Linked DNA regions of Homo sapiens: region 1 is linked to region 2. The links are chromatin loops, found by intact Hi-C in ENCODE. Cell type or tissue: CD14-positive monocyte. All regions are shown on one strand. Each heading gives the region's core, and the rest is flanking DNA. Links, peaks and the distances in the headings are about the cores only. Region 1 has its middle 6.7 kb from the start of LINC02156. Region 2 overlaps LINC02416 (long intergenic non-protein coding RNA 2416).

The links. Hi-C counts contacts between places; a loop is a spot of excess contacts. Peaks named below come from ENCODE experiments on the same cell type or tissue, not always from the same donor. Only the 100,000 strongest peaks of a DNase experiment are listed, where the experiment ranks them.
Region 1: a loop joins it to region 2, with 2.1 times the contacts of the local background. A loop is called at or near these places in 11 of 110 quality-filtered maps.

The regions. Positions count from the first base shown.
Region 1 is chr12:47,405,576-47,411,083 of GRCh38, reverse strand. No RefSeq gene overlaps it. Among named protein-coding and RNA genes, the nearest start is that of LINC02156, 6.7 kb to the left of the region's middle. In CD14-positive monocyte, for the core only: CTCF peaks have their summits at 2,389 and 2,588; a DNase peak (open chromatin) is centred at 2,633.
Region 2 is chr12:47,353,957-47,359,218 of GRCh38, reverse strand. The region is part of intron 1 of LINC02416 (long intergenic non-protein coding RNA 2416); the gene reads right to left. Among named protein-coding and RNA genes, the nearest start is that of LINC02416, 2.8 kb to the right of the region's middle. In CD14-positive monocyte, for the core only: no CTCF peak of the experiment used is centred there; a DNase peak (open chromatin) is centred at 2,698; H3K4me3 peaks cover 1,259 bases; H3K27ac peaks cover 2,801 bases.

The DNA of each region.
Region 1 (5,508 bases), core at 209-5,208, 52 kb before region 2:
ACAGAAAGAAATGCATTCAGCTGAGCTCTGCCTGCTTTTGTCACAGCTTTACAAGTCTCTGGGTCATGTCTCTCTTCACTGCTTTTAGGGAACATTTGAATCCTGCAAGATACTTGGCGTGGAGTGGTTTTGTATAGCAATTTTTTAAGTAAGGCGGATTTAGAAAAGAAGCCTAACATTAACCCCAGACTTCATGGAAAAATGTGAGTAGTTAGAGAAGAAAAGCACAGAGAGGGTGTATGGTCCAGGATGAGCCTGGCTGAGAGGACCAGCCATGCTGGAAAGAATACAAAGAATACAGTGCCATCACTAACAGAAGATAAAACATTTCTTACAAGATGCAGTTGTACTCAGAAGAAGCCTGGTGAGCCCAGACAAGCAAACTCTCTTTAAGTATATTATTCTGTTCTTTTGAAAGGTTGCTATGATTTAGTTGAAAAGATGTGCAGGCTCAGCTCTGAGTGTTAGCTTTGAAATTTCATTATTTGCTCTTGTGATGTGGGCTGGCATTTTCCTTCTCATGGGCTGTGAAATAACAGGGTTAGGCCACATCTGCAGGTCTCACTCTGTGCTCCTTATGCCTGCAACCCAGGGAAATGTCTGGGTAGGGTGAGGGGGCTCCCTGACTTTAACCAGATCACCTCTGCTTTCATCTTTTTTTTACCTATGTTTTCTCTTATGTTCTGCCTAAGACCTTGTTTGAACAAAGAGTTCTGGTCCTAAAACACATATTATTTAAAAAAAATTCTTTCATCTCTAGAATTCTATGGCTTTTCTCAAATCCACAGACTCCCTTGAATGTTCAATTATATAGTTTCATTTTATCTTTCTTCTGGGAAGAGAAAAAAATAGGTAAATAAGTTGTGTTAGAAAAGCAATCCCTGGCTTTATATTTTGTTTTGTGTTTATTTTGACATCCATAACAATGGTTAGGAGGGTGTCCAGAATACCATTTCTTTTGATGGTCTCAAGGATGGAAGGGCAGTTTACGAACATCCCTTTCTAAGCCCTATGTAGCTGCTTTCCAAATTATTACCGATTTTGGAACCCTTGGAGTCTGAAGACTAAGTATGCTATTTGTGTTTTGTATTCTCACACAGTCTTTGCTTCCTGGGCTTATTAAGTAGAAGATTTTTGGTGTTAGCAGGGCAGTCTTTTGAAGCTCTGTCCCATTTGCTGATTGTCAGAATTGTCTCTTGGCTGTGGTGCATGAATATGCTTTCATTCATTCATGAGCAAACTCCTGCTATGTGCCAGGCATTGTTCTAGGCACTGGGGAAACAGCTGTGAATGGAACAGACCTCCTGCGCTCGTGGATTTACAGTCTGCAAGCATGAGCAGGAGAGGGAGACAAAGAAAAAAGTAAATAAATCAGACACTTCCAGGTAATGGTAAGTGCTATAAAGAAGATGAACAGCAAAATAAAGGAAAGAGAATGAATGGTATGGTTGTAGACTCTCTGAAGAGGTGGTATTTTGGCAGAAAAAAATGAGAATGTATCAATCATTCAAAAAGCTGGGGCATGGAAGAGTGTGGGGGCGGAGAATGTTCTAGAAAAGGAGAGCAACAGGTGTGAAGCCTGGAGATGAAACAGAACTTTATATTTTGAGGAACAAAAAGAAAGCTGGGATGACTGGGCACTACTGAAGGAGGAAAATAAAATGGCAGGACATGAAGTTGGAGGGAGGTCAGATCATGGAGGGCCTGGAAGGACACAGAAAGGAGTTTGGATCTTGTTGCAAGTACAGTGCTATTTAGAGGCTCGTTGGTTGCTGAGTGAAGAATGACTCTATGCCATTGCCCTATTTTATCTTCTTAATAGCACCCATCATAATCTGGAATTAACTTACCTGTTAATGTGTTTACCTGTTTATTGCCTTTCCCTTCCACCCCGACACCAACAGAATGTAAATTCCTAACGTGACAGTTTTGCCTATCCTATACACCGAAGTGTCTAAAACATTGTAGGTACTAAAAAATCATTTAGAGAAGGAATGAATGAATGTACTTGTTCATTTAGACAGATAAGCCTGAGAGAGGCAGGTGTGGTATATGAGAGGGTGACGAAGTAGAAACTAATAAAATATTTGCTAATATTTTTCTAGTTGTACCTGGGGCCAAAGAGACTGTATGATTTTCTGCACACTCCTCACCCACCCCCATATTACATACAGGTGCAATGTGATTACAGTGAACTTGAAGTCCACCCTGGGGTGTGAGGATATATGTGTATATGTATACACTATATATCACCTCAAACTGTGATGAAATGTGGGGAGGGAAGACATTTGAGGCTGGACAGATCTGGGTCCAAATTCCTCTTCTGGCTTTTGCCTGACATATGATTTTGAGCAAGTTATTTTAAAACCTCAACCCTGACAGCATGACTCTCTCATGTGTGTTTTCTATGAGGCAGTTACTCTGCTCTGTGCTTCTCTTCCCAATGTGAGAAGAAAATGGCCTGCCCTGGTGACTGGGAAGGGTGATATGGCAATTATAGGGATGGGGGGCAGCTGTAAGATGGTGCACTTGTGTTTGGCACCAGCTAAATTGCCCAGCTCTGTCCTACCTGCTGCACCTTGAGCCACTGCACATCCACAAAAGCATCCTAGAGAGGGCACTGCAGAGCCACAGAACCTGTGGGTTTCACTTCCTGAAAAAACAAAACCAGGAAACGATAACAAATACCTTGAGTGCTCACTATGTGCCAGGGATTGTTCTAACCATTACTCATATTGACCAACTCAATTATTTATCCTAAGGACCTACTTTACAGGTGAGGAAACTAGTTACATACAGGGCACATGGGTAATGAGTAGCAGTGCCAGGAGTCGAACCTAAGTAGTTTCATTCCAGAGCCTGAGCTCTTGACACTCCCTGTGGCATGACAGGTGGTTCAAAATGCTGGTAAAATGAGTCTGTATCCATGGCTGTGGTCTCAGTGGTGAAGTAGTGTCCCTTGCACTCCCACAGGGCCCTTTCTTGGACCAGGCTTCTAGCCAATCATACCTGTGTCCTATGGCTTAATGTCGCATGGCCTAGTGGCTGCAGAATGGCCTCAGTCTGTGACACATTGAGTTTATATTCTTCTTTCAGATAAGAGAAAAATCTCATGGCCTCTAGTGACTGGTATGTGTCCCAGTTCTTTTCCCTCCTCCTCTGCATGATGGCAGGGGCACGGTCTTCCTCAGAACACCTGTGCTGACATCATATACCAGCATTTTTTCAGTTGCTGTCTTATTTTATCTCCTATGTAAGCTGCATTCCTGCTGCACACACACAGTGTCTAGCATATAGTGGGTGTGCAATGCACACTAAATGAATAGGAAAAAGGATAATTTCAGATAGTGATGAAGAACCATTATAGAAATCGAACTCCTGCCTTCTGCAAGTCCAGGATCTGTGCCAAGTGAAAGAGCTGACGTTACGCCATTGGCACAAACAGAGAACCATATTAAAGTGCAATGGCAAATTTAAACATTAAAGCATGAGAAGTATTTTTGTTACTGCACCTTGCCAAATGGAACTGAAGCAGATTTTGATATAAAAATTGACAGGAAGCAAAAGTGGAATGGATAAAAATAGAAAAGAAATTACCAAGCCTTGAAAGGAAGTACACAAGATGAAAATGGAATTAAATCCACCTTGACTGGAGGAGATTATATTTTAAAAAATGAATAAATTGACAGCAAATTAACATGTAGTACATCTACAATCTGCCTTTAAGGAATAACAAAAGATATTTTTATTATCTCAATGCAGAAATTTTGGTTGATTTTTTTTTTCCATTACTTCCTGAAATGAGAGGTTTAGTTTTATATAGAACTAAGTGTTATGCTTTGCCCAACTGCTTGGGTGCACACGGAGGAGTCTGTATTGTGTTTCTCTCTGGATGCAAGTATTTTCTTGGATGGAATTTTCTGTGAACTTGAGATTGTGTGATTGCCTAGAGATTGGGGCATGTCTCTCTCTCTCTCTCTCTCTCTCTCTGTGTGTGTGTGTGTGTGTGTGTGTGTGTGTGTGTGTGTGTGTGTTGGGGGGTGGGTATTTGAGGGCATGCAAGATGAAACATTCCAGAGTTGAAATCCTTAGGAGAAGTCCAATATGGCAAAAGCGGAGCCCAACTAGAAAACTGAAGCCCTGAAGACTCTTTCCTGAAGCTTTGTGTCACAGTTACATGACCCTGGGTAAATCACATTTTCTCTGGGTCTCAGTTTCACTATTTATAAAATAGAGATAATAATTTCTACTTTTCCTACCCGTTAATGAGGATCTAATTTGATAATGGACCTGAAAGTACTTTGAAGACATTTGCTATGATCCTAATGCAAGGAATTATTGTTATAATTTTTTTTCTAAGCAATGAGGTTATTGTTGTGTAACTCTAAGATTGCGAGGGGATTTCTTTGAAAAGCAGAGGAGAAGCAGTATATGATAATTCCTTATGTTTATATAGTTGTTCGTCATTTTTAAGATCCACAATCTATATTCACTACCAGATTTGTCCAATAATCCTGCAAGATAGGCAGCTCTTTGGGCAGATGGAGAAAGACTGAAGGAATTGCACAGGGTGTCCCAGCTCTTGCATGGAGGAGCCAGCACTAGAACCCACACAATCCACAGTGGCCCAAAAAGTCACCATGCTGGAGTTGCCTGCATTCTTCACAGGTGTGTGTGTGTGTGTGTGTGTAAATAACATCTGATTAATAAGAACACACAAGAAATTGAAGTCTTTGTCTCAAGCTTTCCTCTCCAAATCTTGCTCTTATGGACATAATATGCCATTTGGTTTGAGCCTTGGAGGCAGTTGTTAATAAATATGTGCTGTACAGATCCCGGTGCTGGCTGCTACAGAGACACTGGTGAAGAGGGCATTGATTTGGTCTTTGGGAAACTTCTGGTCTACAGGATAAGACAGACATGTAAACAGGGAAGGGCATCGTGTGATGAATATTATGCCTGAGGTGAGATGACTCTGTGAGGCATCCAAGAGAGGCCCTGCTACTACTCTTTGTGGGCTCGAGGAGGCCTCCAGAAAGAAGAGGTGTCTAAGGTGAGACATGAGGATGAGCAGGAGTTAAGAGGGTCAAGGAGGAAAATGTATCAGGCAGAGGCAGTGGCAGTTTCGAAAGCCTGGAAGGGAAAAAAGCAGAATATTTGGGAGACAAAGTGTTTCCAAAAGGCTGAGGCACAGAGTGTCTACATACTGTGATGGAAATATTGGGGTGATGGGCCAGGCGCGGTGGCTCACACCTGTAATCCCAGCACTTTGGGAGGCCGAGAAGGGCGGATCACGAGGTCAGGAGATCGAGACCATCCTGGCTAACACGGGGAATCCCCGTCTCTACTAAAAATACCAAAAAAAAAATTAGCCGGGCATGGTGGCGGGCGCCTGTAGTCCCAGCTACTCAGGAGGCTGAGGCAGGAGAATGGCGTGAACCCGGGATGCGGAGCTGAGCTGAGATCGCGCCACTGCACTCCAGCCTGGGGGACAGAGCGAGACTCCGC
Region 2 (5,262 bases), core at 263-5,262:
CCTACACAACTACCACAGAGCCTAAAATAAAAATTGAGAAAGTAAAATAAATAAATAAATAAATAAATAATGCTTAGAAACAAACAAACAAACAAACAAAAACTAGAAGAAGAAAGAAGGCTCAATTATAAAAGGAAAGTTGATTCTAGATAGGAGCAGGCCATTGTATATAGATGCACTGTCTAATATAACAGCCACTAGCCATACGTGGCTATTTAAATGTAAATTGATTTAAATTTAATAAACCTCTAAATTTAATTCCCCACTCACACTAGTCACATTTCAAGGGGCTATCATATTGGATGTAATTTCCATCATTGAAGAAACTTCTTTTGGACAGTGTTGCTGTATACTTTCTGTCTTCATTTTATATCATCATTCCATGTTTTGAAAAAAGTTTTAAACTTTTAAATCAAATTTATATAGGTGCATAGATTAGAGAGCCAAAAAGTGCTGCAATTGACAACTTTTCATTCCTTCTCCCTATTTTTCACTTCCCAAGAAATTGTGATCAAGTCTTTTTTTTTTTTTGAGACGGAGTGTCACTCTGTCACCCAGGCTGGAGTGCAGTGGCGCAATCTCAGTTCACTGCAAGCTCCACCTCCTGGGTTCACGCTGTTCTCCCGCCTCAGCCTCCCAAGTAGCTGGGACTACAGGCGCCCGCCACTACACCCAGCTAATTTTTTTTTGTGTGTATTTTTAGTAGAGACGGGGTTTCACCGTGTTGGCCAAGATGGTCTTCATCTCCTGACCTCATGATCCGCCCGCCTCGGCCTCCCAAAGTGCTAGGATTACAGGCCTGAGCCACGGAGCCCAGCCTCGAGTCTTTTAGCTTTAAAAAAATTATGGCTATAATTCTAAATAATTTTCTTGTATTGCTTCCTCTCTATTATTTTCCAAGTTTTGGACATGATCCTGACTTCTTTAAGGAATGCGTGGATTCAGCACTCCCCACACCCCTTCCTAGTCACATCTGTACACACATGTACACTTCCAGTCCCCCATCTCCCCATAGAGTCAAAGTATTTTTATGGTTAGATCAGTATTCAGTGTTTTCATTATTATGAAAAAGTGACTACTTGCAACCAAGCCATGTGATAAATCATGGTTACTTTTTATTTAAGATCTTTCGATGTTCCCTAAAGTTAATATTCTTTTTTAAAAATTTGCTTAGCTATGTAAGCAGTTATCAGCAATTTGACCCCAGTCCTCTTCAGAAGTGTGGATGTTCTTCCCATATGTTCAAATATATCAATTTCATCTTTTTGGAGCTATGTTTTCTGGAGACTTGCTTCGATCTGCTCAGGTTGCTCTCTGAGGCCGCTGCACGGTTGGCACCCTGGAATCCCCGTCACCTACATCCTGCGATTCCCGTCCCTTCTTTCTTGAGTCGGAGCCACTGTTGGTGGGACATGTCATCCTCTTCCTTGACATACTCCTTCATCGTGCTACTGCTCCAGCAGTAACTATAAAAAGTAAATGTTTGAGGACTAGCATGTCTGAAAATGCCTTTAGCCTATCTTCACACTTAGGACTTTGTGTATATAAATTCTAAGGCAGAAATAGTTTTCTCTCAAATTATAAAAACATTGTTTTACATTAACTTCTAGTTTCCACTGTTGTTAAAAAATCCAAATCTATTCTTACTCTTGATCCTTTGTATATGACCTATTCTTTCATCTCTTTTGGCCTGATATTATGACATTTTATAATGAGACGACTTATTATGGGTCTGCTTTCATTCATTATGCTGGGTTTTTGGTAGCCTTTTTTTTTTTTTTTTTTGAGACGGAGTCTCCTTCTGTCTCCCAGGCTGCAGTGCAATGGTGCGATCTCAGCTCACTGCAACCTCTGTCTCCCGGGTTCAAGTGATTCTCCTGACTCAGCCTCGCAAGTAGCTGGGATTACAAGCACCCGCCACCACACCCAGCTAACTTTTTGTATTTTTAATAGAGACTGAGTTTCACCATGTTGGCCAGACAGGTCTGGAACTCCTGACCTCAGGCTATCCGCCCGCCTCGGCCTCCCAAAGTGCTAGGATTATAGGCATGAGCTGCTGCACCTGGCCGGTGGGCCTTTTTAATCTAGAAATTCCTGTCATTCCACTTTGGAAATTTCCTTGAATTTTTCCTTTGACTGTTTCTTCATGTATGTTCTTTTGTTGTTGTTCCCTCTTTCTGTAATTCCTATCATTGAGATGTTAGACCTCTTGGACTGATCATCTAATTTTCTTTTTTACTTTTCTCTGCTGTTTTCCTTCTCTTTGATTTTTTGCTCTACTTTCCTCAATTTACCTTCTAGTCTTTGTATTGAGATTTTTGTTTCAGCTTTCATATTTTTAACTTCCAAAAGCTTCCTTTCATTGTATTAATGTCCCTCCTGGACATTGGGTATCAAATTGCTGATACCCTGATCTGGGTATCAAATTGCTTTTTAAACAGTTCTCAGGCCCACCTACACCCCTCACTTTTGGTTGAACCTGTATTACAGATTTCTGAGCCTTTGGCGGGTTCTATGGTGACAAATTGCTCCTTGCTTTCCCCAGTGCTGACTAGGAATTCAGCTTTCATAGATCTCAGTCATTTATCCTTCCCTAGATGCTTTCCAGTTTCCAAACTGTACATGTTAGAGTGGGGCAGGGGTGTGAGTAAGTCATTACAAATTCCATTTACTGTCATTTAGTCAGGTTTCAGGGGAAGCAGAAGTAAAATCACATGTTAGATCAGCCATCTGTGACCAGAAGCTTCCCCATTCTCACTCGAATGAACTTCTAATCAAGCTTTCATCCCCTCTCTCAAATCTTCTTTTGCCACGGTGACATATGACCTTCCATTGCCCATTCTCTGGTTAATTCTGTCCTTATCTCACTTGACTTCTTACCAGCATTTGACGTAGTTGATCACTTGTTTCTGGAACCCCACACCATCCTCACTGTTTTCTCCATTTGATTCTCTCTCTCTCTCTCTCTCTTCTATTTTTAGAATGTGCTTTTTAAAATTGAGTCATAATTTACATATTGTGAAATGCATAAATTTTAAGTGTGCAGTTCAATCAGTTTTGATAAATGCATACACCCATATCCTGCTCCCCTAACAAGACAGCATTTCTATTCTTTTTCTCTTCTATTGGGGATCCTCCTCTTCTTTTTCCTGACTTTTAAATGCTGCAGTTTCCAAGGGCTCAGTCCTCGGGTCTCTTGGGCTTCTTCTCTTTTCTATCTATACTGTCTCTCAATATCCAGTCCATTGGCTTTAAACACCATCCAGACCTGTGCTGTCCAACACAGTAGCCACTAGCCACATGGCTATTAAGTCTGAATCAAGATGTGGTACACATGTAAAATTCATACTGAAGTTCAAAGACTTATAAAAAAAAGAATGTAAAACAACACAATAATATTTTCATATTGACTATACAATAAAATGAGATTTTGGATGTATTAAGTTGAATAAAACATTACTAAAATTAATGTTACCTATTTTTTCCACTTTTTAACATATAGCTATTAGAAAACATATGTAACTTGCCTCGTATGTCTACTGGTTAGCACTAGTTTAGATATTGATAACTTACAAATTTCTGTCTCCAGCCCCAAACTCTCCTGAACACCAGACTTCATATCCAAATGCCTACTTGATGCAGCCAGAAAAAAGACCAAAATCATGTTCTTTGCAGGAACATGGACACAGCTGGAGGCCATTACCCTAAGCAAATTAACACAGGAACAGAAAGCCAAATACCGCATGTTCTCACTTATAAGTGGGAGCTAAACATTGGATATTCATGGACATAAAGATGGCAATGGTAGACAGTGGGGACTACTAGAGGGAGGAAGGAAGAAGGGGAGCAAGGGTTGAATAACTATTGGGTACTGTGAACAATACCTGGGTGATGGGATCATTTGTACCCCAAACCTCAGCATCACATAATATACCCACGTAACAAACCCAGACATGTATCCCCGAATCTAAAATAAAAGATGAAATTATAAAAAAAAGTTATATTGAAGTGTCAAATATTGATTACAACTATTTTGAAGCACAGAATATATTTATTATTATCATGGTTAATACTGAGTGTCAACTTGATTGGATTGAAGGATGCAAAGCACTGATCCTGCAGGTGTCTGTGAGGGTGTTGCCAAAGAAGATTAACACTTGAGTCAGTGGGTTGGGAAAGGCAGACCCACCCTTAATCTGGGTGGGCACCATCTAATCAGCTGCCAGCATGGCTATAATATAAAGCAGGCAGAAAAAAAAAAAAACAACAAAAAAACATGAAAAGACTAGACTGGCCTAGCCTCCCAGCCTACATCTTTCTCTCATGCTGGACCCTTCCTGCCCTCAAACATCAGACTCCATGTTCTTCAGCTTTGGGACTCAGACTGGCTTTCCTTGCTCCTCAGCCTGCAGATGGCCTATTGTGGGACCTTGTGATTGTGTGAGTTAATACTTACTAAACTATATCTATATCTATATCTATATATCTATATCTATATATATATATATGACTCAAATGTTAATCTCCTTTGGCAACACCCTCACAGACTCACGCAGGATCAGTGCTTTGCATCCTTCAATCCAATCAAGTTGATACTCAGTAATAACCATGATAATAATCGATATATTTTATGCTTCAAAATTGTAATCAATATTTCACGCTTCAATATAACTTTTTTTATAATTTCATCTTTTATTTTAGATTCAGGGATACATGTGTGGGTTTGTTACATGAGTATATTATGTGATGCTGAGGTTTGGGGTACAATTGATATATATATATATATATCATATATATGTATATATCATATATTATCCCATTAGTTCTGTCCCTCTAGAGAACCCTGACTAATACAATTATAAAAACCAACAAATGCCTACTTGACATACCCACTTGATTATATAATAGATATCTCAAACTTAACAGCTCTCAAATGGAATTTCATATTTCCCCCTGCCCCAGACTGACCCACCTCAGTTTTTCCTATTTCAGTAAAAGTCACCACGGTTTTACTCAATTGCTTGGGCCCAAAACTTTGGAATCTTATTGACCACTCCCTTTCTCTCCCTCTCCATGCCCAATCCATCAAAGAATACATGTAGAATTAGCAACTTTTCACCTTTGTCCCTACCAGGCCCAAGTTGTGGATTGCTTTCACCAGGACAATGACCATAGCTTCCTGTATGTATCCTGGCTTCTCCACTTACTTTGTCCTGTCTATTTCTCTGCACAGCAGCCAAATGGATCCTTTTACAAACATTA